Regions from separate parts of the Mus musculus genome. Here region 1 is linked to region 2. Evidence: chromatin loops called from intact Hi-C (ENCODE). Cell type or tissue: heart. All regions are shown on one strand. Links, peaks and the distances in the headings refer to the core of each region. The heading gives the core; the rest is flanking DNA. Region 1 holds the start of Rassf3 (Ras association (RalGDS/AF-6) domain family member 3). Region 2 overlaps Rassf3 (Ras association (RalGDS/AF-6) domain family member 3).

Region 1 (15,651 bases), core at 2,736-10,735, 67 kb before region 2:
ATTTAACTGGGCTATGGTTTAAGAGGGTTGCTCCATACGGTGGAGCGAAGGCAGGATGGCAGGCACAGCTGAGAATTTACACCTTCCTTCATCCACAGGCAAGAGGCAGAGAAGGAGGCTGTAGGGGAGGGAGGGAGGAATTTCTTCTTCCTCCTCCTTCCCCTCTTTCTCCTTCTTCCTCTTCCTCCTTTTCTCCTCCTCTTCTCCCTCCTCTTCCTCCCACTCCTCCTCCTTCCCCTCCTCCTTCTCCATTTTGTGCTATCAGCCTAGTACCCTCAGGCTTACGGGTAGCATGTGACCTTTCTAGGTCCTGAGATTGTGCAAATATGGAGCATCTGTCTTCATGTGCTAACATGACCTGAACCACATTATGTGTCAGGTACTAAGTTCTTCAAGCCTTATTGAACATAATCTCTGGAAGAATGCTACAACCTGAGTGCTGTTATTTTCCTACTTTCTAAATGTGCGATGGGGTTTCAGTGAAGTCAGACAACTTACTGTGGATCACACCATCCTCATCCATCACACATTTGAACCGGGCCTTCTGATTCCTGATCCTACGCACTTAACCACCAAACACCCTGCCTTACACTTACAATGTTATCTTTGCCATGAACACAATGGAAGTTACCTGAGTGACAACCACAATGATGGGGAAAGATCAAACCAAAGAGACACCGATGGTACCAGAAAGGCTATCCTAAATGGTTTTCTTCTGGCCTTCAAGTAATCAACTTCCATAAGAAAGAACCTTTCTATTTTTAGCTATATATATATATATATATATATATATATATATATATATATATACACGTGCATGCATTGTAGAGGTGTGTGCATGTAAGTGTAGGTGCCTACGAAGGCCAGGAGAGAGTCCAATGGCCTGGAGCTGCACTTGCAGTTAGTGGTGAGCTGCCTGATAGGGGTGCTGGCAAGTCCTGTGCAAGAATACTATGTGTAGCCGGGCGTGGTGGTGCACGCCTTTAATCCCAGCACTCAAGAGGCAGAGGCAGGCGGATTTCTGAGTTCGAGGCCAGCCTGGTCTACAAAGTGAGTTCTAGGACAGCCAGGGCTACACAGAGAAACCGTGTCTTGAAAAGAATACTATGTGTTCCTAGCCATAACTTTCTCTAAGTTTGGCTGTGCTAGGCATTGTTGTTATTGTTTGTTGTTTGTGTCAAAATCATGATGCAGTCCTTATTGGCCTGGAACCCAGTTTATAGATGACACTTGCCGCAAACTTGTGTGACCTTCTGGTCTCTGTGTCAGAATGCTAGTGTAACAGGGACATGCTACCACACTCAGCTCTCTCCTAGAATTAAAAAAAAAAAAGATTTAAAATTATTTTTATTTATGTATATGTGTGTGTTGACATAGGTGCTAGGTTTAGAAATTGTGTCTTTGTAACAGCAAATTCTTGACTACCGAAGCATCTCTGAATCCCCTTTTAGAGTTATTAAGAGAAAATTTTGGTTCAACAGTTTTTCTTTATTTTGAGATGGGATTCTCATTATATTGGCCAATCTGACTTTAAACACCCGAGTTTAAGCAATCCTCCTGCCTCAAGGCCTTTTCAGTAGCTGGGACTACAGGTGTGTGTGTGTTACTATGCCAGGCTAAGAACACATATTGTCTCACATAACAAGCCCTAAGTAGGGCAGTTTCAGAGCTTGTTAATTAAAAGGTTCAAGAAGTCTCTTTAATCATTTGCGAGATTCGCGGTGTCGTTTATGTCGCGGTGTCATTTATGCCCATAATTTGGCTCCAGAATTCCCAGGCCCAGAGGGGTGTCTTTCTTCAAGGTGACAAGATGGTACCCAAAAGCTCTATCTCTCTCCCGAGTTAGTGTCTCAATAGTTGGCTCTGTGTGATCAACCCACACTGAAAGCTATCGTGGTAGTGAAGGCAAGCATGACTGACTGGCCTTAAGCCAAAGCCCTGAGCAGCCACTGAACTTTTATCCGAGGATAAAAAGTTTAGCGAGCAAAAAGAAATGAGTAAAAGATGCTGAGCAGCCATCAAGGTCTGATATTTTTAGGGTAAAAAGACTCACATTCGCTTGTCTCCATTCTGCCAAGGGTTTTATGAGATTTCTCTCACTTAATCCTTATGAACTAAAGCGAATAAAGTGGGCACATTGTTATTCCCATTACTGAAAACAAACCTGTGTCACAGCGTAGCTACTTAACATTAAAAGGCACACAAGAGCCGGACATGGTAGCGCAACTTTAATTCCAGTACTCAGGAGGCAGAGGCAGGTAGACCTCCGTGAGTTCGAGGCAAGCCTGATCTATATAGCTATACTGAGTTCCAGGGCTATGTGGTGAGACCCTGTCCCAAGAGGGGGAAAGGTCATATAAGAATGAGTATAGGGACTGGAGAGAGGCTTAGCAATTAAGAACTCTGGCTACAGAGAACCTGAGTTCAAATCCCAGGACCTACATGTTGGCTCACTGTTGCCTATAACTCTGTTTCTAGGGGACCTGACATCCTCTTCTGGCCTCAGGGGTACCAGGCACACACAAAGTGCACACACATAGACGCAGGCAAAATGTCCATACACATAAAATAATAAAGAAAATAATCAATAAGCAAGAGTGAGTGCGGTCTTTCCAGCGCTGGCCTGTCCGTCCCACAGGCCATCCTCCTTCATGTCACACGGCACCAATGAAATAGTGATCAGTTGGTGTGACCTTTAGGATAAATCTGTGTCATCATTTATCTTCTGTCTTAGCACAGAGTCAGAACCTCACCTGCAGTTGCAGGTACACAGATGTGATTGTGTCACACATGCCTTACAATCATGCTGGCTGATTTCAGGAGTGAAAAAAAATGGACCTCCTTGTTTTATTTGTTTGAGTGTTCATATCATTCTAAAAGATGTTTGTTTTTATCTCATGTGCATAGGTGTCTTGCCTGCATGTATGTCTATATGAGGGTATTAGTTACAGACAGATTTAAGCTGCCATGTGGGTGCTGGGAATCGAACCTGGGTCCTCTGGAAGAACAGTTAGCACTCTTAGCCACTGAGCCATCCCTCTAGACCCCAAGTTCCTGTATCATTTAACTCTACTCTCTGCTCAGTACTGAGTGATTTATAAAGGCAAGTCAAATATCATTATCCCTTTGCTCAAAATCTCTGGTTAAAAACAAAACAAAGCAAAAACCTTTACAGAACAGTGACTTTTCTGTGGTTGTTACATTTTTACCTTTTTTTTTTTTTTCAGTGCTGGGGATTGAACCCAGGGTCTCTTGTACATGCTAAGAAAGTACTCTGCCCACCAAGCTACATCTGTTAGGGATTTTCTGTTACTCTCTGACAAAAGTTCCCAACACTCACCTTCCACTCACACAGTTAGAAAACATTGATGTGCTGGCTGTTGTTTGGATCTGCCGAGCACTCTCCTGCCACAGGACCTTTACACACGCTCTTCATTCTGCCGGAAAAGCATTTCCCAGACACTGTACAGGACTAAGCCCTTAGCCTCCCTCACCTTCTCTACAGAGGATGCATGTATTACTTTGCTCCTCTCTCTGACAAAGCTACTTTGTATACATTTACTTTAAGTATGTTCCCCAATTAACATGGAAAGAAAAGCTATGCAGGCATTTGATGAGAATCTAAGCCAATAGGCTCCTCTATCAGTGGGACATGTGTGGTGATTCACTCCACTCACAAATTCACGTCTGTGTTTGACAATAAGGCCTTTCAAACCTGAGCCTGCCTGAGTCTCTTTTATTTACTCTACCCTTCCCTTTCCTTGGATTTTAAATGATAAGACTGTTTAACTGTTTAGCAAGGCATGTTGAGTTTTTTACAATCTCTAAGTCCCGTTAGTCAAATCTTTTTTTTTTTTTTTTTTTTTTCGAGACAGGGTTTCTCTGTGTAGCCCTGGCTGTCCTGGAACTCACTTTGTAGACCAGGCTGGCCTCGAACTCAGAAATCTGCCTGCCTCTGCCTCCCAAGTGCTGGGATTAAAGGCGCGTGCCACCACGGCCTGGCTCTGTGAGTCAAATCTTAAAACTCAGCTTTTATTTAAAATGATGCTATGTGAAAAATATAGAAATATGGCTTTTACTTTTTGTTCCTAGAAGCAGAGACTTTCCTTAGTCATACTTTGTGTGTGTGTGTGTGTGTGTGTTTGAGATGGAGTCTCTATGTGACCCTGGATGTTCTAGAACTCAGAGATCTGCCTGCCTCTGCTTCTCTGCTGGGATTAAAGGCGTGTGCCACCCCGTGGCAGAACCAGACTTTCTTAGCTTCAGGCCTGTTCAGTAAAACCCCAGGACCCCGTTAATAAAGGTGATCCACCCTGGACTACCCCTCTTCCGAATTATGATTATTTTTTTAAACAAGTGGTTCTCACGAGGCCAATGAGATGGGTCAGTCAGTAAAGTTGCCTGTGGTTCAGGACCAGCCACCCGGGTTCAGGGGCCAGGGCCCGTGTAACTACGTCAGGAGAACTGACAGCACAAAGCTGCCCTCTTCCTTCCACAGGCAAGCCATGGCAGGGGCACCTGCCCACAAACACTAATTTCTAAAAGTTAAAAGGCAGCAAGCCTAAATGATTCTGATGGGGTGCTGACAGCCATAAAATGTAATGTAGACTCTTCCCCTTAAAAATAACATCAGGGGGCTGGCGAGATGGCTCAGTGGTTAAGAGCGCCGACTGCTCTTCCGAAGGTCCGGAGTTCAAATCCCAGCAACCACATGGTGGCTCACAACCATCTGTAACGAAATCTGATGCCCTCTTCTGGAGTGTCTGAAGACAGCTACAGTGTACTTACATATAATAAATAAATAAATCTTTAAAAAAAATATCATGAAAGGGCAGGGCAGTGGTGGTGCACGCCTTTAATGCCAGCACTTGGGAGGCAGAGGCAGGCAGATTTCTGAGTTCGAGGCCAGACTGGTCTACAAAGTGAGCTCCAGGACAGCCAGGAGACCCAAAAGCAAAAGAAAACAAAACAAAAACCAATCCAAACCATGAAAGATCTTTTCTGTTTCTGTGTCTGTGTCTACTCTAGGTGACGCATGGATAATATAATATAAATATAATAATATAATAAAACACGTTTGTTAAATCGTTTACCCCAGGCTGGAGAGATGGCTCAGGTCACAAGGTCCTGAGTTCCCAGCAACCACATGGTGGCTCACAACCATCTACAATGAGATCTGGTACCCTCCTCTAAAGGCATACATGCAGGGAGAACATTATATACATAATAAATCAACAAATCAATAAATCTTTAACCCACCCACTACTCAAACTGGAGTATTTAACTGAAGCCCCTGTTATTTCAATATGGCATTATCTGAATGATGTCACAGTAGGAGTTAAAGAAGACAAATCTTGCATGGAGTGATTGTCCTCTTCTCTTACATTTGGCTCCTAAGTACACAAGGAACCTGTAAAGTAAGGCTTTCCGGCTAAAGGAAGAGTAAAGCCAGACTCTGCTTTCTAGTCATCCATAGTCGAGTGGTGCCTGGGAAGAAGTCTTTCAAGTAAGGGCTTTAAAATAGGCTGTGACTCTAAGGCCCCTCTGGGGGTGAGTTCCCTGGAGTGAAAGGCCAGTTTGCATGCTGAACACGTGAATAAATCTGCAGGAAGGCAGATAAGTCAGCCTTCTTTCTGCCCGAGGGAGGAAGGAACTACACAGGAGCCATTTCTTTCCCTTGTCCCAGACTTCTCTCCGGTCTGGCTTTCCCCCCTTCTCGTTCTCAAGTGACGATTAGGCACTCAGTCCTGATTCCAGGAAGGGTACACAAAAACGCCACAGAAGCAGCGGGTCTCAGCCTGAAGGCGACTGCTACCTTTATGTTTTAGTCACAGCACTGGGGGAGTAGAGGAGAAAAGGGCTTAGCCATAAGCAATGACGAGTTTCTCTTTTAAAAAACTCCTTAAAAAACAAAACAAAAATTCTGCTACGGCCTGCATATCATAGCAGCCTTAAAGCTTCAAACCCTCTTTCCCATCAAGGTCTCTTGCAAGCAAGTTAGTAGGACTCAAGTCAACTCCATCACGCCAAGGGGAAAACGACCCCCCAGGTCACCCTAAGCAAAAAAAAAAAAAAAAAAAAAAAGTCGCATTTTAAAAATTTAGCAGATTCCCGAAGGGAAACCTTGTTTTTTGTTGTGTGGGTGAGAACGGAGTGGTCTAATCTACTTGCTCCCCCATGGGGTGACCATGTAAGGTTGCTTGTGGGAGGCGACATTTCCAAAGTGCATTTAAATTAAAAGTACTGGATTGTTCGGTGATTATGAAATTTGTCCCCCAAATTCTCAACTGCTTTAGCCATCCACATTTGGGACACGCCTTCGCCACAGGGAGGCGGGAAAGCTTTACCACCGAAGTTCAAAAGAACCAGAGAGGATGTTTTCTTTCAAATAAGCACAACCCAGTCGCTCTTACCCCACCCACCTCTGCTAACTTATAACGGTTTGGGAGGGGCCAGCCGCACGCGTGGCTCGACCCCCTCGACCCAGACCGTTTCCACCAAGGCCGAGCCCGAAGGAGAGTGGGAAAAGTTCTCCATTATATTGCCGCCCTCTCCAAAACTTCGGCTCCAGTGACGGGAAATCACTGAGGAGTTTGCAGATTCCGGGAGGTTGGGGAAGCCCTCGGGAGAACTGTTCCAGCAGGGGCGGTGCTCGAACCCACCTTCCTCCAACAGTCCACCGGTGCTAGGACGGAGGGGCGTGGCTGAGGGCCGCGGGCGGGGCCCCACCTGCGCGCGCGGAGCTGGGCAGGACGCAGCAGCGGAGGCCCGTGGGGCGGGGCCTGGGCGGGGCCTTGGTAGCAGGGGCGTGGCGTGTGCTGGGTCCTTGACGGGCTGGGGGCGGGGTCTTGGCTGGGCGGGGTCTGGTTTGAGGTGGGTGGGGCCTTGCCAGGCGTGGGGGGCTGGGTCCAGGAGGGGGCGGGGTCGTGGCGCACCAGAGCCGGGAGGCGCCCGGAGAGGGCGGCTGATCCTGCGGGAGGGGACCAGACGGCGGCTTGAGCGGCGGCTGCAGCTGCAGCAGGACGGCTTGCCGGCGGCTCGGGGCCGCGCGCCGGGAACCTCACGGGGCGGGCGGGCGCCGCACCCCGGCCTGGCCGCCTGCGCCCCGGGGAGGCCCCCTGCGCGCAACCGGACCAGCAGCATGAGCAGCGGCTACAGCAGCCTCGAGGAGGACGAGGACTTTTTCTTCACCGCCAGGACCTCCTTCTTCAGGAGAGCGCCTCCGGGCAAGTCCCGTTCGGGTCAGCCGGTGAGTGGCGTGCTCGGGGGTCTTGGCTCCACGTGTCTGCGCCCGCGCTGGGCGATGCTCGCCCGAGGGCTGCGGGGCTCTGAGAGTGGCCTTTGCCCTTTCGGCGCCTGAAAGGTGCTGGGAGCCTGTGCAGTGGGCGTGGGCCGCCCGAGGCGAAGGAAGGAGGTGGAAGGGCGCGGAGCCAGATGGCCTGGGCCTCTCTGCTTGGGGGACGCCGGCTGCGGGAGCAGCTCCAAAGAGCCGGGAGGTCCCCGGGCCACTCGGGATGGCTCCCCCGACAGCCCTTCGGGGCGACGGCCGGGTCACCGCGCCGTCCTGGCTGCAGTTTGCTTCTAGCTGCAGTTTGCTCGATGGCCCTGAGTGGCTTGAGGGCACGCAATAGCCCAAAGTGACCGAGCAGCCCCGGTGCGGGCAAGCTGCAGGGTAAAGGGACCGGGCGATCGTCGGTGCTCACTAAAGTCTGGGTCTCATCAGGTCCGGTTTGCGGGTCCTGCGGACGTCCTGGGTAGACTTAGCTCCAGAGGGCTGAGCCTTACGCCGATTTCTTCCTTTTTTGGAGGAAGGGTGCCGTGGGAAGCGTGGCTTGGGAAAAGACAGTACGGGAAGTTGTGCCAGTTTCACAGATCGGGACAGGGATTATTATTATTTTTTTTTAGGGGCGTCTTCCAAATGGGGCACTTTGGCCGGACTTGTAAGGTCGGCGCTTAACCGGTGGCCTTCTGGCCCTGGAAGCCGCACCAGGGAGCCTGGCCAGCTCGGCCACGCTCTCGTCAGATATAGGAGCTTTAACGGAACAAACTTGTTGCTCCTAAAAACACCACAGACGCACACCAGAGGTTTCTGTCAACTCTGGAGATGAAAAACAAGAGAAACTAATCGTTCAGAGGCCCAGTGATGGGGATTTTGGTGGAGAGAAATCTCTGCCCAGACTGCCCTTGCCAACCCTTTTAAGTTTAACAGGCCGTTGTTTTCTAAAGTAAAACTCCTTTATCAGATTTGGAAGTTCTAGGCTTTTTGGTCTATTAGATTTCCAAACTAAGAGGAGGAGGAGGGTGAAAGGCTAGGATGAGGTCATTATTGCTAACAACTAGTCCCCTAGTGAAGGGCTAGCTAGGGTGGGTGGTAGCATGCCTTTATCCTCAGACTTCAGGTTGCTCCGTTTACTAGGGTGACCTTTTATTTTCAGTAGAATGTGCTAATGGGGGAATTTGGAAGTCAGAGATTACCCACGACTCCCACTCCCACACTGCCTGGCCTACCTCCTGTGGGGCAGACAAGAAATGGCCTTTTCCCCCTTTCTCATCTAGTTTTTCCCTCATTGGGGTTCTTCACCACTTTACATATTCCCCTCCCGTTTGCCTTGTAAAGAGCTTGAGCCAGTTTGACTTGTATTCCAGAAGTGCCTGGTAATTTCCAGAAAACCAGGGGGTTCTTGAATTCTACCGGTGTGGGAGTCCCCTCCACGGGGGTCCAGCCAGAATGCTGTGGTTGGAAGTCAAGAATCTTGTTCCTGCTTTTTAGTAGTTGAAGCGGCAGCTGGGGATGTAGCTAGTAGCTTGCCTAGTACTTACTGCATAATATGGGGTTGTAGTTCACAGTAGTGTGTCTGTCTGTCTGTCTGCCTGTCTGTGTGCAGGCAGGAAGATCAGCAATTCAAGGTCATTATCCAGACCCCCCCCCCCTTCACACACACACTTTAAGCAGCATTTCTGTGAGGTTTATGTACATTAAGAGAGTCTAGGTTATACGTAACCACTTTGGTAACCGTCCTCTAACTGTGTCTGTATATATCATGCAATATTGTCCATTGAGCACTGACATGACTGTATGACGTGTTGAAAATCAGGGCAGTAACATCCACTTCCTGGGTGGAGCCATTCACTGTCTATTTGAAGCTCTGTGGCCTGTTTTCTGGCATCACACGCGTGTGTTAAAGAAAGGGCTCTTGGTTAGAAGGGTTTCTGAAGCCTGAGTTTGTTTGTTTATTTTTGAGACATGGTCTGTACATAGCCTTGCCTGTCCAGGAACTCATCGTGTGAGCCAGGCTGGCCTCAGTGCATGGAGATCCACCTGCCTTACCTCCTCTGCCCCTGCAGCCACGCCTGTCTGCACCTTGGATTGCAGCAAGCGACTTGTGTTTTATTTAAAGAAGTGAGTGTATCTTAAGTTCCTGATTACATATTTGTGAACGAGGAAGTAACGCTCGCAAAGCCATGCACGCCAACGGTAGAGTGTGTCTTTTGGGTCGGGTCAGATAACACTTCTTCACTTTGATATGATTATAGGGGCAAAAGAAACACTTCTTACACGGGTACTTCTACCTCTTCCCTAGAAGGTGGGGAGAGCCATAAGGATCCATTCTTGCTTGCACAGATCCCCCCCCCCCCGCCCCCCCGCCCGCCTCCCGTAGGCTGTACCACCTGCTGGGAAAGCTAGGAAGGATGGTTTCTGGAACCCTTGCGAATATTCAAAGAAAGCAAGAGGGCTCGGCTGAATACAGGCTGAGGAGAGGGGGTGTGTTTGGAGAGTCAGGGGTAGACATTTTCTTTCTTCTCTTGCCAGGCCAGGAAACATTCAACTTCTCCCCATCTCCAACGATAACAGAAAGAGTCATAAAGAAAATGGTGTCCTTTTCTCCTTTTATTTTGTACCATGTTGGTCTTAAAAAAAAAAAAAAAAAAAAAAGAGGCTTTGAGGGGGTGTTAATGTGCCCCCCCCCCCCCAGCCAATGCTTCACTGTGCAGTTGCTTAGTGAACACTGGTTAGATGATCCCTTTCCTGGTTTGAAGATACTTGGCTCTTCACCGCTCTCAAACGTGTCTTATCTCATGGTTCTCCCAAGAACACTGCTCTTCGGAGAGGAGAGACTGTTGAGCGGCTGTCTAAGGCCCCTACTAGATGCTAGGAAGGCCGGAGCGTGGGTCAGCTGCTTTCTCAGCAGAAGCGTAGCTTAAGATGCTGTGTTCCCTTTAAATATGGACATGTGTATACTAAGGCTTTCTTAGGATTCTGACTCTGCTGCACAGAATATCTTGGCAGTGCTCAGTTCTGGTGTGTGGATTCGCCAGGCTTCAGAGGAGCCGCCTATTCTTAGTTTTATAAGCAGAACCAAAAATGTTCTGTAGTTACTAAAATCAAACTGCCTAGAACATACGCGCAGCCTAAAACTAGTAATACAATCTGCTAATCTTCTATGTGGCCTTTTTTTTTTTTTTTTTTTTTTTGAGACAGTCCCATGTAGCCCAGGCTGGGCTACACAGCTCTCTATGTAAGACCTTGAACCTCTTGATCCTCCCACCTCCCCCTAAGTTCAGGGAGTCATGCCCAGTTTCCTGGGATGCTGGGGATCAAACCCCAGGGCTTGGTGCTCATGGGACAAGCATTCCACTGCTTGCACTGAGTTTCCTCCCGGCTCATGCCTTCCCTCCCAGCTGAGGGGATAGATAACCTTTGTGTATGGTGCTTTGCCTGCTACATGTATGTCTGCACGATGTATATATAGTACCTTGGAGGTCAGAACCTTGGGTTCCCTGGGACTGGAGTTCCAGATGGCTATGAGCTGCCGTGTGGGTGCTAGGAACCACACTTTTGTCTTCTGCAAGAGCAGCCAGTGGTCTTAACCAGTGAGCCATCTCTCCAGCCCCTGCTCTCCCTTTATTAGTGTTTCTTCTGGAAGTTTTGGAGGTCGTTCACTTGGGCAAAAAGTGGCTCCCAATATCAGCAGTATTTTAGCTATATCAATTTTAATCCTATATAACTGAGTACAAGTATTTCCACCAGCAGTACTTTTTTTTTTTAATATTATTTTATTTTATGTGTATGGTGTTTTGTTTGCAAGTGTCTGTATACGCCATCCTTGCCTGATGCCTGCAGAGACCAGGAGTTGCCAGAGCAGCCTGGAACTGGAGTTAAGAGGTAGTTGTGAACTGCCATGTGGGTGTTGGGGATTGAACCCTGGTCCTCTGGAAGAGCAGCTGGTGCTGTTAACAGCTGAGACAGCCCCCACCAGCATTTTTGCCTGGCAGAAGCCGTTTACAGTGCACATCTCCCCGACATGACTGTTCTTACAGTCTTAATCCACTGAGCATTTGTGATTGTGTCAGCAAGATGCACAAAGGCATATTTCTCTCACTGAATCTCAAAGGGAAATCAGTCCCCAGCCTTCTGCAACCTCGAATGAGCGGTATGCGCGGCTGTGTTTCCTCTCCTGGCAAACATGCAAGATTTACAATGATTTGAGTGCAGTGACAAAAAAAAAAAAAAAAAAAGGACTAAAAATATCCAATGATGTAGTTCTTCTCTTTAGCCTTCCTTGGGCAGCCAGTGCCTGTCATCCTGTGACCATTATTTGTCTAGTCACACACGAGGTCAGTCCCATTCTTCTCAGTGGGGTCTGATCCCCAGCTCTTAGCCCTGAATGTCAGCCCCTTGCTTTCTCTTCCCTCCCTGGCATAAGTAACTGCCATTTCAAAAGGTCACAATAGGAGGCTCAAAGGACATTAGACATCCTTGGGCCAATTTTCGGAACCATAGCAGAAAACTAGAGTAGTGTGTATGTCCAGGTGCATCTTGTGTGATGTGTGTGCCCTGGAAAGCACAGCTTAAAGTTTTATATATATATATATATATATATCCTAGCTTCCTTTTTTTTTTTTTTGGTTTTTCGAGACATGGTTTCTCTGTGTAGCCCTGGCTGTCCTGGAACTCACTCTGGACCAGGCTGGCCTCGAACTCAGAAATCCACCTGCCTCTGCCACCCAAGTGCTGGGATTAAAGGTGTGCAACATCACTGCCCGGCTTTTTTTTTTTTTTAAGATTTATTTTATGTATATGAGTACAATGTTGCTGTCTTAAGACACACCAGAAGAAGGCATTGGATTCCATTACAGATGGTTGTGAGCCTCCATGCGGTTTCTGGGATTTGAACTCAGGACCTCTGGAAGAGCAGTCGGTACTCTTAACCGCTGAGCCATCTCTCCAGCCCCCAACACATCCTAGCATCTTAAAATCGTGGGGATCCTTCAGTTGAATATGTACAGAGAAAAATCTGACTACAGTGAGAAGTTTCTGAACCAAAAACAAATTCACAACCAAACACACAATTAATCTCCTTACCCGGTGTGTTGGTTGTGACAGACTTCATTACACCCTGGTTGTGTGCACACACCCTGGGCAGTTTGCACAGTGCATGTTGACACACCACGCAAGGTTAATTAATGGCTGTTGCCTGAAACGCCTCATGTGGACATGAGACTGTTCTGTGTTTTGAGCTACACTGTTCTGGCTAAATAAATAAATAAATAAATAAATAAATGGTTTTCTGCTCTTATAGAGCATCATGCTTAAATGATGGGAAACAAACATGAGCTGTTTCCCTGTTATTGTTCTTCAATGTGTAATATCAGTTTAGTGTATCTTTGAATTGTGCTATGTTCGAGTATTTAGTTTTGTTTTTGAGACAGGCTGTTTCTATGTAGCCCTGGTTGCTCTGGGCCTCTGTATGTACGCAGACCAGGCTAGACTTGAATTCTCTGCCTCCAGAGCACTGGGGTTAAAGGCTTCTTTCTGGCACTACCTTTGGCAAACCATCTGGTTTTTAAAAAACAAACAAGCAAAAGTGAATTTTGGTTTGGGATTAGGACACAAGTTCCTCTTTTCTCTGAGATGACCCTAAACATACAATCAAAATGGCAATTTCCTACCATTGTATGTGTGTGAATTGGCATTCAGACCACTGCCAGCATTCATGGATATAAAATCAAATATCAGCCAACTCAGACCCAGCATCTTTGACGTTTTTCAGTTGTGAGGTAGTTCCTTGTGTACAAATAGACAAACATAACTATCATCAGTATGCAGACTTGCTTTTGTCTTTACTTTTGAAATTTTACACACACATGCACACACAAAGAGTCGTTACACAATAAGTTCTCTTAAAACAATTTTTGCACATATTTATTTTGTGTGTGTGTGTGTGCACACTTATATGTAAGTTTGTATTTTGGTGCTTTTGTGAGGGCCAAAGGACAACTTGTCGGAGTTGGGTTTTCCTCCCACCCTGTGGGCCCTGGAGGCAAACTTCACACCACTGATTGGCTTGGAGGCAAGTGCCTTTGCCTGCTGAGTCATCTCACATACAGCCTTTTTTGAGACTGGGTCCTTCAGACCTCAGGCTGGCCTCAAACTCATGAATCAACCAATGGATCTGATAACTTCCAGCTTCTGATTTGGGCGCTATCGACAAGTCACAGCTGCATGCATGCTGCATGCAAGCTGCTGCAAGCACTTACCCACAGAGCTGTCTCCAGCCCCTAAAATACATTTTTTTTCATGATTTCTTACCAATGATGTTTGGTTTGTGTGCCTATTTTACATACCCATAATCCTGCAAGTCAAATTAAAAAATTCCTCTGGAGAAAAGGGAACTTGAGTAGAAACAGTTTAAGCAGCCGTGATAATAATAAATAATAATAGAGCAGAGAGTTTTATTCCCTGGGTTATGCAGGCATAACCTGTGAGAACCAGGTGTCTTCCGGCCCATGTGTTAGCCTCTTGTTTATTTTTGAGGCTGGAGATCACCGTACTGCCCAGGCTGCCTAGGCAGTGGTCTCCCCTGCCCCAACCCCCTTCATGCCTGGAATCATAGGCACAGACCTCAACTCCTTGCTTGCAGCTTCTTGTTTTAAGAAATCAAATCACTGCTTTGTATATTCATTTCGTGAAAAATGTATTCAGTCACCTTTGAGGATAGAGAACTGTAAGCAGAGCCGGTCAGATTGCTGGTTAACCAAAATATAAACCAAAGTAAACAATTCCGCTCCATTTTCCCTGCCCTCCCCCTCCCCTCCCTCCCTTCCTGTGTTTTTTAGAGTCTCACCAAGCACTTGCTGATCAGCAACTTGCTCTGTAGCTGAGGCGCATCTTTAACTTCTGACCCCCCCTAGCTTTTATTTTTAGTTACTGTTCCCCCCGCAGTAGGTAGACATTCTACCAGTGAGTTACACCCTAAATCCTTCCTTCCTGGCTGCCCTGGTACTTGCTGGGTAGACCAGGCTGGACTCCCACCTCACAGATAATCTGCCTGCTTTTGCCTCTCCAGTGCTGGAATCAATGGTGGGCACCACCATGCCCAGCTAAATTTTTTTTTTTTTAAATAAAAAGTCAACTGTGCTCCTGATCAGAGGGTGTTGGAGCATGACTGGAATTGGAAATGTATGTGAAAAAACGGTCAGAACTGGCTGTTAGGGTCACGTGACTCTTCCAAAACCGTGCTGTCCAGCACTTTGGGGTCTTGTGGTTACTAAGACCATGAAATGTGGCTGGCTTGGATTGAAATGGACCGTAGGTATTAAAAAAACATAAAACAGAAAGCAAACTCACTAGGTTCCAAGGATGTAACTCTAAAGGAAAGAATGCAAGACACACATCACAGTAGTTTAAAAAGATATGTTGAAATGTTAAAATCTGAATATGAACTATATGACACGCCCCCCTGAATGACTGATTTGAACTCCTGAATGAAACCATACGGTACCGTGTTTGAATAGCATGCCGTGTGCGTGGAATGTGAAATATGTTACACACAGAAATGTTTTAGGGACATTGGCCTACATTACTTTAACCCATTCTTAAAAACTTTATTTAAAAACACTCTACATGTATTTGCTTTTAAAAGTTGTTTTAATTGTCTTTGGAGACAGTCTTCTCACTGTGTAGACCAGGCTGGCCTTGAAGTCACAGAGATCTGCCTGCTGCGTGTGGCTCTAGGGTTCTGCGATTTAAAGATGTGTGCTGCTATGTCTGGCCTACGTGTGTGTGTGTGTGTGTGTGTGTGTGTGTGTGTGTGTCTGTGAACACAAACGCCACTGTGCAAGTATGGAGGTCAAGGACAGCTTGTCTGAGTCCGTTCTTTCTACAGGGTGAGTTTAGGGGATCAGAGTCGGCTTCCCATGCTTGGCTGCAAGTGCCTTTATCTGCTAAGCCATCTCCACCCTCACCTGTTTACTTTTAGACACCTGGAAAGTATAAGAGCAAGCATATGGCTCGGATTATATCCTAGTTGGATAGGGTTGCATATTAAAGCAGACTTCAAATCTTCATCGTCTGGGTGGCTGTGCCTGGGGTCTGGAGTACCCGCCAGGAATCCTGGGAAGAGTGTTGTCTGTGACGGGGGCTTGCTCACTGCTGGGGGGAGTAGTTCCGTGGGTCATGCATACCAACATTTTAAGGATATTATGAAATGTGTGTGTGTGTAAACCCCTCACCTCTCATGTGAGCCTAATGGGATAACACAGCCTGATGGCATGCTTGCTACACAGAGACAATGGGACTTGTGATTTTAGAGTATTAGAACAACGAGCTTAGTACGCATTTTAAGCACTGTGATTGCTAACTGCTGCTCC
Region 2 (14,873 bases), core at 6,874-14,873:
AAGTATAAGTGACTCCCAGGTCCTCTCAGACTTGTAGGGGGTCCGTCTATCCTTAGAAAGCCTATGAGAAAGAATGCGCCTTGGACGCAGGCTCTCTGTGTCTGTGAGGTAGGTGGGTGTGTCTCTCCTGAGAAAGTTCGCTGTTGAGAAAACAAACAGCCTGGAAGTGGGGCTCCACCCTGGAAGTGAGTCTGACCCAAATTACACTCCTCGGACACGGAGGCTGAAATGCCAGGGGTGGGTTTAGAGTTAGAATTTTGCATAGACGAGCTCTCCTTGTGGCCTCAGACAGAAATGACTTGTACCCTGCCCGACAGATGCTTTGGGGTGTGGTACCAGCCCCTCCCTGGCTGCCAAGGGCAACAGCCATGCATCATTCACAGGCGGCTGCCCCTACCCTTCCCCGCCCTTCCCCTCCTGCCCTGCAGTGAGAATCCTGTTTATAGTCTGCTGTGCCACTGCCTAACCCTGCCTCCAATCTTTGCCATCTTCCTTCCCCACCCCTCTGCTGCCACCCGAGGCGCATCGAGAATGTGCGTGCATTTGGAGGGTTCTCTCCCAGGCTGGCAGACAAGAGTGTCTCGTAAAGGCTTAAGCAGTCTACAAGTTGTCCAAGGTTGTGGTCCTTCTCCAGCTCGGGCGCTATGTGGAGTCTGTCATTCCCCACCCCGCCCCCGCCCCGTCTGTGCGCTCTGTGTCTGCACTATCTGCAGTTGAAGCACCTGTGTTTGCCAGGCTACCCAAGGAACAGGCTCCTTGAGACGGGACAGCTGCAGGGAGCCCTGGGTCTCTTACCCCACCCTCCTCAAGCACTGTATGGTGGGTACATGAGTAGATACCCCACCCCCAGCCCCAACCCCCAGTTTATTATTTTTAAAAACCCAGCTCCGGGCTGTCGCTTTCCTAGGATTTACTGTCCGGTTGATCATTGAATAGCAAAGTGCTCAACCCAGGAGCAGTCCCGTAGGCCCTGAGCTCCAGCCCTCTTGATGCTTTCCAGTCTTGCCTCGGTTTAGTCTCTGAGAAGTAAAGATAGTGATCTATCTGCCTTCCTCCTCTGCCCTCAGGTGTGGGTCATCCTGGGGTCATGGCTCCTTTGATCTTTCTCATAGTGCCAGTGGGCTTCTGGTCCGAGGGGGCCTAAGCCCTGGTCCTTTTCTTTGCTATCCTCTGCCCCCTTCCATTCCTTTCCTTAGGATTCTCGCCCGCGTGACACCCCGGACCTACATGCAATGATGTTTGTGTGCAGCGAGTGGTCTGGGGGCCCTTTGACGTCCTTGATCCCTTACATGGAACCCCGTCCCTCCCGCGTCCTGAGAGAGATCAGCCATCAGATCAGATAATCTCTGCAAACAGCGCTGCGCTCAGATCAGATCAGATCTTTGCAGACAGCGCTGCGCTCAGGTCAGGAGCTCTTCAGAGATGACCTACTCCAGACTGGTCACTTAGCAGGAAGTGAGCAAACAGACTCAGAGGGTGAGCAAGGCCTGAGGCCCAGTGGTAGACCAAAGGACGTCAACAACGGAGCCTGCTGTTGCTGAGATGCTTGCCTAAGAGCCGTTCTGAATTCGGCACGGCATTCCTCCAGCGGCTTCCACGGTGACCATTCCTGGTGTGTTTGTACCATTGCCACACAGTGAACAACTGCTAGCCTGGAGAATATCCATCCAGACGTGAGCATGGTGCGCTCTGGCTGGCTGGAACAGGCATATCTTCATACTTTCTTTTTCCAGTCGCTTCGAGTTTGAACCCGACTGTACACACGCTCTTTGCATTTTCAAAGAAAATGGTTTGTCTACACCAGGGCCTTGGAGACCTGTGTAATTTAGTGCAAAAGATGTAGGATCTGGATTAAGATAGCACTTGTTCAGGTAACTAGTGGGGACTTCTTGGAGGGCCGATGGACTCTGTAGACCTCTCCTGTTTCCTGTCTATACCACAGGGAGACTAGCTAGCTCATTGTTTGAGGACGTGTTCAATGAAATGCCTGTGTGGAGATACAGGCTGCCACACAGTTGGGTTAGTGAGCATCCCCAGGCTTTGGGATGAGGCTCCACTCAGCAGCTAAGTCTCATCTGGCAAGTTAACTCACTCACTAGACTGCAGTTGTTCTGCGTGGACACTGGGGTCATTACGCCAGCTTTGCCGGTGGATTGGAGAATGGCCTGCCATCCAGGCCAGTGCCTGGTGTCCTTGACTCTCCAGGTGCTATAGTTAGGCATTGTGGACACATGGCTGCACCTGTTCTAGTTAGGTTTCTATTGCTGGGATAAGATACTATGATCAAATATGTCACCATCCAGAGAAGTCAGAGCTCCAGGCAGGAACCAGTGGCGGAGACCATGGAGGTCTGCTACTTACTGGCTTGCCTGGCTTGCTTTTGTATAGCGCCCAAGCCCACCAGTCCATGTGTGGCTCCGCCCACCGTGGGCTGGGTCCTCCCACATCAATCATCCAATCAAGAAAATGCACCACGTGCTTGCCCGCAGTTCAGTCCGGGGTGGGGGGCATTTTCTCACTTGAAGTTCCTTTTCCCTGCCTCCTTCTACCTCCTTCTACCCTGTGTCAAACTGACATAAAACCAGGTAGGATATACACGCACTGTTTGAGGCCTTTAGATCCTAAATTATTAGTGAATTCTAAAGGATCAGGAAAGAACTTAACCAGTAAGTATTTCCCCTTTCATGTTATGGGGAAAGGCCAAATAGCATGGTGGGGAGAGAGTCTGGTCACTTATATCTTGGCACAGAGACTATTGGGAAGGTAAATATACCCTCTGGTAGTTGTGCACAGTCTGACAGGCCGGTGATTACTGCTGGCTACTTAGTTTTCATTCCCTCCTTTCTGCTAAGGCACACTGTACAGCTGTAGAGACCATGACATTAATAAAATGGACTCAGGGGAGGCTTTGAGGAACCTCTTTAACTACCTCAGCACTCGGGAAGCAGAGGCAGGCAGGTCTCTGTTAGTAGTTCTAGGCCAGCCTGGTTTATATAGCAAGTTCCAGGCCAGCCAGGGCCACGTAATGAGACCCTGTCTCAAAAGTAAGCATGCAGATACACAAACAACCCTCAGAGGGAGAAATACCCAGTAGCAGGTACTCTGGGGAAGTATATTTTTCAGAAGGAACTTAGCAAAGACAGATTTGCAGGACAATATTTAGCAAAGTGCTGTTTCTAGTTACTGGTGGGTTGACTTCATTCTGCTACCCCTAGGAAGAACGAGGCCTGCTTGGCAGATGACCCTGGTGTTCTTGATGGTAAACTAGAGCTGCCTGTGTCTCGGGGAGCAACGCACCTGGCTGCTCTTTTGTGGGACACAGAAGAATCCTGGCTTATCTGCACGCTTGCCCCCCTTTCCCCCCGTGGCTGTCCATGCATGATCAGGGTTTGTTTTTCTTCTAGGATGTGGAGAAAGAGAAGGAAACGCACAATTACCTCAGCAAAGAGGAAATCAAAGAGAAAGTTCATAAATACAATTCAGCCGTTACAGACAAGCTGAAGATGACCTTAGTAAGTACTCCTGCCTGCTGGGCTTGGCTCTCACGGAAAGACGGATGGATAGGGGCAGGGTGCTGGCTGGGGTGTGTGTGTAAAAGTACAAGCTGGCAGGTTTGATCCCTGAGGCCCATGAAGAGGCCAGATGGGGCGGCACACAGCTGTAACGCCGACACTCTACAGAGAGATGGAGAGTTGTGCAGGGGCTTTCAGGACTGGTAGCCTGGGCTGCCCAAGAGCTGCGGCTGCAGCAGCCATAGCAGGGACAGAATGAGGGACCCTGCCCTGACTAGGTGGGAGGTGTGAGTGTCTGACATGCTGTGTATGCTCTGCACTAATGAGTGTAGCAGAAGTGTCATCTGCTGTGTGTCCCCTTGCCCCTGGGAATAAAGCCAGCCTGTTTTCCTAGTGTCAACTTATTGCTGACTTGGGTGTCTCAGAGCCCTCCACACAACCTTCCTTCTTGTGGAAGATTGGTGTTGAGCTCCGAGCTGAGATACACTCCAGGCTTCGAGGCAGCACTGGTCTGACAGGCGTGTGCCACACAGGACTGTGTATTCTTCAGTGGGTGCTGATCCATCCCAGAAGGTTCTGGAAGCTCAAACCTCAGGGCTAGCATGTTTCCTCCACTGCATCTGCCCTGCAGATCTTGTATGAATTTCCCACTGAGGTAGCCCCTCTCTGCACTCTTTGGTGTAAGACAAAAAAAAAAAAAATGGGTAAAAGCTGTTCGCCTTCCCGTGTGGGTTAGATCTGCTCCTTTTCCAGCCTGCTGGCCACCCGCTCAGTGTGACCTTTCTTCATTCTTCAGAATTCCAATGGGATCTACACTGGCTTCATTAAGGTGCAGATGGAACTCTGCAAACCTGCCCAGCCCTCTCCCGAGCCCAGCAGCGGTGGCTGCATGAACACGCTTCACATCAGCAGTACAAACACCGTGGGGGAAGTGATCGAGGCTCTGCTCAGGAAGTTTCTGGTGACCGAGAGTCCCACCAAGTTTGCGCTTTATAAGCGTTGTCACCGGGAAGACCAAGGTACGTGGCCACACCTAAAATGAGAGCGGTCTGTCTGTTCCTGCCTCTCTTACTCATTAGCAGAAGGACAGCTGATAGACGCCATGTCTAACTGTGTCTGTCAGAGGCCAGGGACAGACTGTGGAAGCCACACTCTATCTACAAGCAGATCTCTCTGAATGCTCCTGTTCGTATTTTGAGTTGAAGAGTGTTAGGCCTGAGGGCCCTCTAGGCTTCTGTATGAGACGACTCGTGCGGAGGACTTGCTGGTGTGCTGCACAGAGGGACAGGTTTGGTGAGGCTGTGGTAGCAATGACAGCAGTGCCCTTTGACATGCCAGAGAACACTTTTGTGGTTGAAGTTTTTGGCCAAGAGGTACCTGTACAGAGCTGGGCAGTGGTGGTGCACGCCTTTAATTAATCCCAGCACTTGGGAGGCAGAGGCAGGCGGATTTTTGAGTTTGAGGCCAGCCTGGTCTACAGAGTGAGTTCCAGGACAGCCAGGGCTACACAGAGAAACCCTGTCTCGAAAAAAAAAAGAGGCACCTGTACAGCTCACAGGTAAAAACAAACGAGTGCTGACCCCGGGTCTCCCTGAACTCACACGCATGCCCAGTGGGTAGAACGAACATTAGACTACCTCAGGAAATAGACTAGAATCTCCTGGGGAAAGTTGGAATGGAAGCTGGTGTCTACGTTCCAAGCAATAAGTGACAGTCAGCTACTTACGTCTTCCCTGGGAAAAGCCTAAAGCAGCCATAGTGGAAAATGTACTGACTTGGACATGACAGTAATGTCCTTTAGCTGCGCAGGGTGACACATGGCTTTTCCCAGCCTGTACAGAAAGATAGGCAAGTCAGAAGCCATAGGCTCAGCAGCCTGGCGGAGGAGCAGCCACCTCCAAGAAACTGCACTGTGGTTGCATCTGAAGTGCTAAGGGACACAGTTTTTGCTTGTCAGCGACTTTGCCAGCGCAGGTAGATGTCAGCCACACAATCTAAAATGACAGTGTCCAGCTGAGCCGCTGGCCACCCCCCTCCCCACCCCCATGGATGGCAAATCTTTGTATGTGAAAGTACGTCTGTGTACATCCGTAAAGACGCATTGTGCTTGTGGGATAAGTGCCTGGTCTGCTGGGTCTTACTCAGTCTGCAAAGACGTTTGCTCCTGGGAGTTTTGGAACCATGTTGTTTGGTTGAGATGTTTTCATGGTTTTTAAAGGGGTTAAGGTCCCTCCCCCACCCCAAAGTGTCCCATCTTTCTGAAGGGAGGGACAGACGGAATCACCATAGCACGCTTGATGCAAATTCCTATTTCATCTTATTCTTGGAACTCATCGCTTCCTCTTCAAGGCTCGGTGTATACTAGGTTTGTGGGACTGTGTTGTTAGTGTGATTGAATGGTGATCTAGAGGCTCGGGGAGTCTACCTGTTACTGTGGTGTGTCACAGGTGTGTGTGGGTGTGTGTGTGTGAGAGAGAGAGAGAGAGAGTGAGAGTGAGAGAGAGAGAGAGAGAGAGAGAGATGTGTCCTGTTACTGTGACGTGGTGGGGTGGGGTGGGGGAACCGTCTCAGGAACACTGGAGTCCTCTGTAACACGCTGTTTGTGTTCCTTCCTCAGTGTATGCCTGCAAGCTCTCCGACCGGGAGCACCCGCTGTACCTACGTTTGGTAGCAGGGCCCAGAACCGACACCCTTAGTTTTGTTCTTCGAGAGCATGAAATTGGAGAGGTGAGTGAGGGAGAGGTCACGGTGGCATCAGATGGCCCCGAACAGCTGGCCTGCTTTATTGCTTCAAGGAGGTGGGGGGCGGGGCAGCAAAGGAGAGAGATTTTGAATCACCCAAAGTGAACCCCTAGTTAGCTTACAGGTATGATTCTCTTAGAATATTATGTGGCCATGCGCTCTTCAGAGGTCAGAGGAAAGAATTCTTACTTACGCTCACACAGAGAGCAGTGTTCACCTCTTTGTCCCAGTTCCAGGGACTCTAATCCCAGCCTCACCTTCCCCATTATCTGCTGCTGAGAAAAGGCTCCCAAGAGCAAGGAAACCCAACAAGACGCGGGCCTGGCATCCCCTCCCCTCTACATCCAGTCAGATGACTCGGGACTTCTGTTTGCATGTGTCCTCTTCTCTCCAAGGACGACGTATTGGGGTGCCCATTGAAAACCATTTTTGGGCCGCCCTGTATATCCTCCGTCAGCGTTCAGCGATCCTGGTGCAAACTCTCCAGCCCAGGTCTCAGACTCAGGACGTGTGAGGTGTCCCGTGGAGCAGTTCTAAAGCTGAGAGAACAGGTTCTGCTCAATGGCCTAGTCAGGAGACCTGGGCCACGGATAGATAGATAGACAGACAGACAGATAGATAGATAGATAGATAGATAGATAGATAGGGACCCGGAGGCAGAGCCTCTGGTTATTCTAGCCTTCCACTCAGAAACGGTCTAGAGAGTGGTACTGAGCCTCTTTTTTGTTTTTGTTTTTGTTTTGAGGCAGGGTTTCTCTGTGTAGCCCTGGCTGTCCTGGAACTCACTCTGTAGACCAGGCTGGCCTCAAACTCAGAAATCCACCTGCCTCTGCCTCCCAAGTGCTGGGATTAAAGGTGTGCGCCACCACTGGCCAGCTTGAGGCTTTCTTAAAGTAGTTCTTATTCTCATTATTGTGTATGTGTGAGTGCATTTTGCGGGCATGTGTACCACAGCATACGTGTGGAGGACAACCTTTACATCTCAGGGGCATGTGTACCACATGCAGACGTGGGGAGCTGATTCTCTGTGGGGTTGACTAGGAGAGGAGGGAAGCCATAAAACCAATACTCAGGACTGTGAGGCAGGAGGATCGTGAGGTCAAGGCTAGACTGTACAACACAGCAAAACCTTGCCCTGGCGGTGGGAGGGGGGCCCACCCTCCCTTGGTTTCGGGGAGAACACTGAAGTGATCCTGTCTGCATTATTCCTGGATCCAGTCATGGCGTCTTCCTCTTTGTCCCTTTGTCCCCCGACAGTGGGAAGCTTTCAGCCTACCGGAGCTGCAGAACTTCCTGCGCATCTTGGACAAGGAAGAGGATGAGCAGCTGCAGAGCCTGAAGCGGCGCTACACAGCCTACAGGCAGAAGCTGGAGGAAGCCCTGGGCGAGGTGTGGAAGCCCGGCTAAGGCCGAGGGCTCTCCCTGCCCGGAAGGCACTGTTCTGGGACGCACAAGAGAGTCGCGTTGGTTGCCTCTCTTCTCAGAGAGCTGTCTTCGTGGCCCGGCCACTCTAGGGTCTTCCTCTTTTCTCTGTAGACACAGTTGTCAAAGCCTGGTCACGCAGCATCTTGCGCCTCACGAGGGACTGGCACAAGGGACTCCACAAGCTTGTTCTGTTTTGGCATGGCGATGTTACCTCTCGCAAGCTGTGAGCCTTTGGGCATCAGGCATCCCAGCGTGCTTGGAAGCATGAGCTCTGGGCTGAGGCCCCCTGTCTTCTACTAGTTACTTTAGTGACGTGATTCTGGTAACCTTCAGGATGCAAAGATGAGCTTTAAGGCTTCACTAAGCAACCGCTAAGACCGTGTTCTACGGTGAAACTACCTGCATGTTTTCATTCTCTGTTGGAGCAGCCCTACCCACCTGAACTGAAGGACACAGGAATTTAGGAACTCTGGGGGACTGGGAAAAGAGTTTGGAAGAGTTTTGACAAAGAAAGTAGAGAGCAAGTCGGGAAGGTAGAGGGAAGGTAAGGGCCCAGGGCTCGGGGAGGTAGTGTGGCTTCTAAGTTAGCGTTAGAGGAGAAAGGTGTATTTGTCTGTAAAAGAGCTAAAAGCATTCAGGGTCAATGTTGAGCTTGGTTAAAGATTGCTTAATTTGCTAGTGGTAAAATGTGGGGTCAGAGCCAAAGAGCCAGGAGCTAAGCCCAAAGGGATCCACAAACTGCAGCCGACCCGCAGTGGATTTAACCTTGACTGAGGTGGTCCACAGGTAGGTGTGCCTCAGCTGGACTTGACCTGTACATCTGTTCTGAGATCCACTGGTTCTGGACCCGCTGGTTCTGAGACCCGCTGGCGTGGAGCGGATGGCCTGGGGTTTAGCTTCTCTGTGTAGGTGGGGCCTGGCCATGTGCTGATCCCTGTTAATGTAGGTTCTCACCCCCACCCCCACCCCCACACATAGAGGTTGCTCTCTGAGTTAAAAAGGAGTTTGGGTAGGGGCAGCTGCTTCCCCTCAGCTGTTAGCTAGAAAGAAGATATAGCAAGGCCAGGGCTCACAGCACACTTTGTGACAATCACCCTCTTCCGTTTATTGCATCCTCCTTTCCTCTGCCCCTTTCCCCTGCTTCCCCCCTCCCCCGCCTCCCAGCCCCAATCACTCTTCAAAGTTGTTCTTACAAAGTAGAAGACAGGGATGTTGATTAAAGGCCGGGTCCTACTGCATCCTTGCCTCTTCAGAGACTTAACTAAGGGCCCCAAGGAAGGAAAGTCCACACCCAGCTGACTGCACAACAGTGTTAATTATGGAACTATTTTAACACAAGCGAGCATGTTCCTTCCAACCAAAGAGACGCATGTGCAATAGACAGGCGCAATGGCCTCACTTTCCACAGCAGCTTGCAAATCGGAGAGCCGAGGGAAGGGTGTTCCGATTCCGGAGGGGCCTTACGGTTGGTCTGCCTCTAGTCTAGATAGGTTTTGTTGTTTATAAATTCCCAAGGAATTGTTAACACGGTGACACCCGATGGAATCGTTTGGAAATTCCAAGGTGCCCCAGCTCTTAGCCTTTCTATGAACCGTGCCTTCTATCGAGAATCTGTCCCTTGGAGGTGGCCCTCCTGACTTGTCAGAGAATGTCGCCCTGTGGGAGGCAGATCCAAGTGTGGGTTATGCTAATGCAAGCTCCCTGGACAATCGGATCTTCTAAGCTATTAGAAAGAGTTGGGAAAAAAAAAAGTAGAGCTAGCTATAAAATATGAATGGCACATCTTGTTTAATTTTGCATGTGATTTCTTTTTTCGTGCATCAATGAGGTTTAGTGACATTGTCATCCGACACGCTGCCTTTGTTGTTCAGGGAATGCCTTCGTGGTTCTTGTACTGGTTTTACCATTGGGTTTGTGTATGCTGCCACCAGCCACCTGGTCTTCTGACTACTCCTCCCAGTGTGCCTAGCGTTTGTGAGGCATTGGTTTCTCTGATTAAGACACTGTTAGACGCTAAAGTAGCAGCTGATGGGTATCTGTGAATTTTTTTTTTTTTACTTGAAGTAGACTGTATGAAGCAGCTCCCTCCTCCGTATGCCTCCAAACCTCGCTCGATGGCGTGTGCACTTCACCTGAAGATCTGCCAGTCCGAGGTTCCTGAAGACCGATGTTCTCGCTCAAACACTGGTTACTACAGCAGCCGTTGTTTTAAAGCATAAAGGAAGAAAAAGCATAAAGGAAGCATAAAGCATAAGGGAAGAAAAGGAGCCCCAGAGGCCAAAGAGATATATATATATATATTTTAAACCGTTGTTCAGATTCTCCGGTAAAGCGAAAGCCAGCTTTGCTATAATGCTGTTTTCTCTTCGGAATGTGATGGTACAGGGATGGTGGTAAATGAAGGGTGGCGCAGGGAAGCTTTTAAATCTAAAGTGAAAAGCTATATTTATAATGTTGAGGACTTTAAGTTTTATTTTTATAGGGCAGATTTTTTTTTCTCCCCTGAAATTGTGTCTGGAATGGCAAAATTGTTCCTATTATTAAAAATTGAAGTTGTTAGTTGATAAATTTGTATGTCTTTATTTATGATAACATGCTACTATATGTGTAATATATATGTGTGTGTATTTTAGTCACAGTTTTGGAACAAGCTTTTTTTTTTAGAAGAACATTCCATAATTCAGTAATGTTTACAAAGATATGGTTTTGGCTTTGTGTTTTTCTGGAGAGGGGGCGCACACTTTCCCAAATGTCATTGTTCTTTGTTATTCTACCTCCATGTCTGCCTGTCCTGCACATTGAAATTGTTTTCCCTGTGAAAACAAATGTATGCCTTGGGAACCCATCAAAAACCACGCAAACACCAAAAGAGCTCTCGGGACACAGACTTCTCGTTCCTCCTGCCAGCAGAAGCAGGCCGTCCTCAGAGGCCCCGGTCCACCCCTGCCAGACTTGACTTGCCGGGTTTTACCTGCAAGAAGCCACCTCAACAGCAGGGCATGTTTGGTTTTAGATTCCTGCAACTGTTTGTACAAATGGGTTGGACAGGTTGTCTTGGATTCGTCTTCAAGGCTGCATAAGGTGTTCTCTCAGCCATGCTGCCCCCTGGAGGCCATGAGAGGAACAGCTTTTTTTGTTTTTGTTTGTTTGTTTTTTTTTGTTTTTTTTTTGCCAAACTCTTTCCAAAGATCCTGGGTAGGAGGCACTTCCACAGGACTCCCGGCTCCTTACTCCCTCCCCCAAGACAAAGCATAGAAATGTGAATTTCTCTTCACTGATGAAGGTCATGGAAGCAAATCTTCCTGACCTTTTGTCTTGGAGCTGGCCCTAAAGGAACCATCATCTTGTGAGACTGGAGAGGTGGCTCGGAGGTTGAATAGTGTTGGCTGCTTTTCCAGAACTGAAAAAGGTAAGTCCCCAAGCAACCAAACCTGGGTGCTCACAACCTTCTGCATGTGACTCAGTCTCTAGGGAGATCCCGGGTCTCTGGCCTCTGTGGGTACCAGCACTCAACGTGCCACACCCAAACACATGCTCATAATTAAAAATGAAAACGATTTAGAGAAAAGGAAATGCCCTTGGGTTGAGTTCTGTACTGGCTGGTTTTGTATGTCAACTTGACACAAGCTAGAGTTATCACAGAGAAAGGGGCCTTAGCTGGGGAAATGCCTCCATGAGATCCAGCTGTGGGGCATCTTCTCAATTAGTGATCAGTGGGAGAGGGCCCATTGTGGGCAGTACTATCCCTGGGCTGGTAGTCTTGGGTTCTATAATAAAGCAAGCTGAGCAAGCCAGGGGAAGCAAGCCAGAAAAGAACATCCCTCCATGGCCTCTGCATCAGCTCCTGCTTCCTAACCTGCTTGAGTTCCAGTCCTGACTTCCTTTGGTGATGAGCAGCAATGTGGAAAGTGTAAGCTGAATAAACCCTTTCCTCCCCAACTTGCTTCTTGGTCCTGATGTTTGTGCAGGAATAGAAACTCTTAGACAAGTTCCATCTCCGTCACTATGTCAATAGTAATGTTAATACAAATAACAGTAAATTATTTGAAGTGTAGCATAGGACTCCGTTTCAAAAGGGGTCCTGCCTCTTGGCTGTAAGAAAGCTAGGCGGCTGGCACACAGAGGAAGAGCAGCCTGGAGAGCCGCGCCCTGCTGGGCTGATTCTGCTTCACTGAATGCTTGTGTAGTGAAGGCTCCTTAGCGCTCCACAACCGCCCCATCCCCACTTAGAGAGCTTGGAGAGTAGAGCTCTTGCCCAGTGACTTTCTTCATCTGTATCTTTTGTAATAAGCCAGCTCATACAGGTGGGTATTTCCCAGCCTTCTGGGGGCTGTCCTAGTAAAATTAATCTGAGGAGGGGGCCAAGGGAGCCCAGATTTATAGCCATGTAACCCCGGACCTTGTTAGTGTCTAGTGTGTAGTGAGTTGGGGGGACTGGGCAGGCCCTCAGCCGTGGGTAGCACTACAAGAGGCCATCTTGCGGGTGTTCGCTGCAGGGTTCCTTGCTTGCTGGTGGGGAGTTCTCACAGTTTCGAGGCTCACACGATGGATCAGTGTTGTGAGTGTGTAACACACAAGAGGGACAGACTTCTGAGAGATTTGGAGAAGGGTAGAATACAAATGCTGCATTGGGGTGCTGTCAGGTAGTCCTAATTGGGTGTTTTGTTTTGCTGAAAGGGGAAACCTATATCTGGTACAACCTATATCAACATGTCAACTAGGTGCTAATCACGTACCAAGCCTTATTCAAAAGGCCGACAGTATAGTAACAGTAACTATCTACTTCTCAGTCAGTTAATGCGAATATTACACTCATAGTTGAGTCCCAAGGTGGGGTGTGAGTGATGGGCAAGCCTTTGACAGCCCAGCTTCTTGGTCATCTTGTTCTCAAGTTCCAAAGTGTTTAGAGCAAACACTACCTCCCCTCTGGGGGGCAGACAGGAAAGCAGGTTTGTGCTGGAAGAGGGGGGCCTTTCCACTCACTCAGTTACTGGTGAGCTTCAGTTATGGAAATGGTTGTATTAGGACCTGTGGGTCATGGCCCCTGTGGGAGTCGAATGGCTGTAAATATCTGCATATCAGATATTTACGTTATAACTCATAATAGTAGCAAAATTACAGTTATGAAGTAGCAACAAAATAATTTTGTGGATGGGGAGTGTACAGGCTAGTTTTGTGTCAACTTGACACAGCTGGAGTTATCACAGAGAAAGGAGCTTCAGTTGAGGAAATGCCTCCATGAGATCCAACTATAAGGCATTTTCTCAATTAGTGATCAAGGGGGAAAGGCCCCTTGTGGGTGGGACTATCTCTGGGCTGGTAGTCTTGGGTTCTATAAGAGAGCAGGCTGAGCAAGCCAGGTGAGGCAAGCCAGTAAAGAACATCCCTCCATGGCCTCTGAATCAGCTCTTGTTTCCTGACCTGCTTGAGTTCCAGTCCTGACTTCCTTGGTGATGAACAGCAGTATGGAAGTGTAAGCCGAATAAACCCTTTCCTCCCCAACTTGCTTCTTGGTCATGATGTTTGTGCAGGAATACAAACCCTGACTAAGACAAATTGGTACCAGCAGAGTGGGGTATTCCTGTGACAACCTGACCATGTTTTGGGGAGGGCTATGGAAGGACTTTGGAACTTTGGGCTTGAAGATCCATCCATTGTTAAGAGCTCTGTCAGATGTTGTGTAGGAGCTTGGAAGATAATGTTGAGAACACTGCAGAAGATGGAGGTTTGGTTTGTGAAATTTCAGAGGGAAAATTAAAGACTCTTTTCAGGGCCATTGCTGTTTTGATTGTGAAGATTGTGTAGTTCTGGTTAGCTGGGGCTGAAGAATCAGCTGTGATTAACAAGATACCAGAACTACTAAAGCAAAAACTTTGCATTACTGGGACTATTGATGCTGGTTAGCTGGAGCTAAGAAATTAGTGGTGATTAAGAAGAGACCAGCATCATTGAGGTGACATCTTCTGGGAAGTGTTTTCTGAAAGCACAAAGAGGCTGTGTTCCAGAGATGGCCAAGGTTGTACTCCTGCTGCAGCGGGACTTGGTAATATGTAAGGGTCACCCAGGTGGTACTGGTTTTGAAGGCATGAAGGGGTCACACAGAGCAGCTGAGGCTCGGCACTGTGAGAGGCCATGGAAGGTCATTGGTGAAGGTGCAATTGAAGGTCCAGGACTGAAGGGGTCATGCAGTGTTTTGGAGATGCCAGTACCATGAGATGACCACCAAGAGCAGCAGCAGCAGTGGAGTACAGGCATCTGGAGCCTAGAGGATGACGCGTGTGCTACAAAGGGCATGGCTGGAGAAGTGACCTAAGCCCTTGGAGGAGCCCAGAAGATCGTAAGTTGGATCCCAGAGATTGGACAGTTGTAGATTGATTTTTGCTTTTGATTGTGACTGTGCCCTGATATTTTCCCTCTTGAAGAAACTGTTTTAGTGGAGCCCACAGTTAAGAAACTTTTAATTGTAAAAAGACTTTGGATTTTAAAAGAGATGGATATTTTAAAGAGATTGAAATTTTAAGAATATGTAAAGACTGTGGGACTTTTAAAGTTATTTAGATCTTGGGGATGAATAAGAATGTAAGGGTTGAGGCTTACTAGTGATGTGTTTGTGTGTCAAGTTGACAAGGGGTCAATTGTACAGGCTAGTTTTGTGTCAACTTGACACAGCTGGAGTTATCACAGAGAAAGGAGCTTCAGTTGAGGAAATGCCTCCATGAGATCCAACTGTAAGGCATTTTCTCAGTTAGTAATCAAGGGGGAAAGGCCCCTTGTGGGTGGGACCATCTCTGGGCTGGTAGTCTTGGGTTCTATAAGAGAGCAGGCTGAGCAAGCCAGGTGAGGCAAGCCAGTAAAGAACATCCCTCCATGGCTTCTGCATCAGCTCCTGCTTCCTGACCTGCTTGAGTTCCAGTCCTGACTTCCTTTGGTGATGAACAGCAGTATGGAAGTGTAAGCCAAATAAACCCTTTCCTCCCCAACTTGATTCTTGGTCCTGATGTTTGTGCAGGAATAGAAACCCTGACTAAGACAGGGAGTCACCACAATGAGAGGAACTGTATGAAAGGGTCGCAGTGTTAGGAGGGCTGAGAGCCACCGATTTAGGGGCTAATCCTGAAATACAGGGCAGGAACTGTCCTGCTTTTCCTTTAAGGTCTGTTGCCTGGGAGGAGTGGGCAGGGCAGGGCAGGGGAC

What was found. Hi-C counts contacts between places; a loop is a spot of excess contacts. Peaks named below come from ENCODE experiments on the same cell type or tissue, not always from the same donor. Only the 100,000 strongest peaks of a DNase experiment are listed, where the experiment ranks them.
Region 1: it touches region 2 in a loop (5-fold over the local background); 10 of 42 quality-filtered maps call a loop at or near these places.

Annotation. Positions count from the first base shown.
Region 1 is chr10:121,467,601-121,483,251 of GRCm38, reverse strand. It overlaps Rassf3 (Ras association (RalGDS/AF-6) domain family member 3), which reads left to right and starts at 7,002. Exons shown (of 5, transcript NM_138956.3): 1 at 7,002-7,249. The coding sequence starts at 7,142. In heart, for the core only: a CTCF peak has its summit at 6,323; DNase peaks (open chromatin) are centred at 6,431, 6,781, 7,351, 8,711 and 1 weaker place; H3K4me3 peaks cover 5,135 bases; H3K27ac peaks cover 5,107 bases.
Region 2 is chr10:121,405,724-121,420,596 of GRCm38, reverse strand. It overlaps Rassf3 (Ras association (RalGDS/AF-6) domain family member 3), which reads left to right. Exons shown (of 5, transcript NM_138956.3): 2 at 3,405-3,512; 3 at 4,309-4,531; 4 at 6,130-6,239; 5 at 7,512-10,247. The coding sequence ends at 7,661. Among named protein-coding and RNA genes, the nearest start is that of Gns, 48 kb to the right of the region's middle. In heart, for the core only: CTCF peaks have their summits at 7,629 and 10,795 (motif pointing left); a DNase peak (open chromatin) is centred at 7,556; H3K27ac peaks cover 1,161 bases.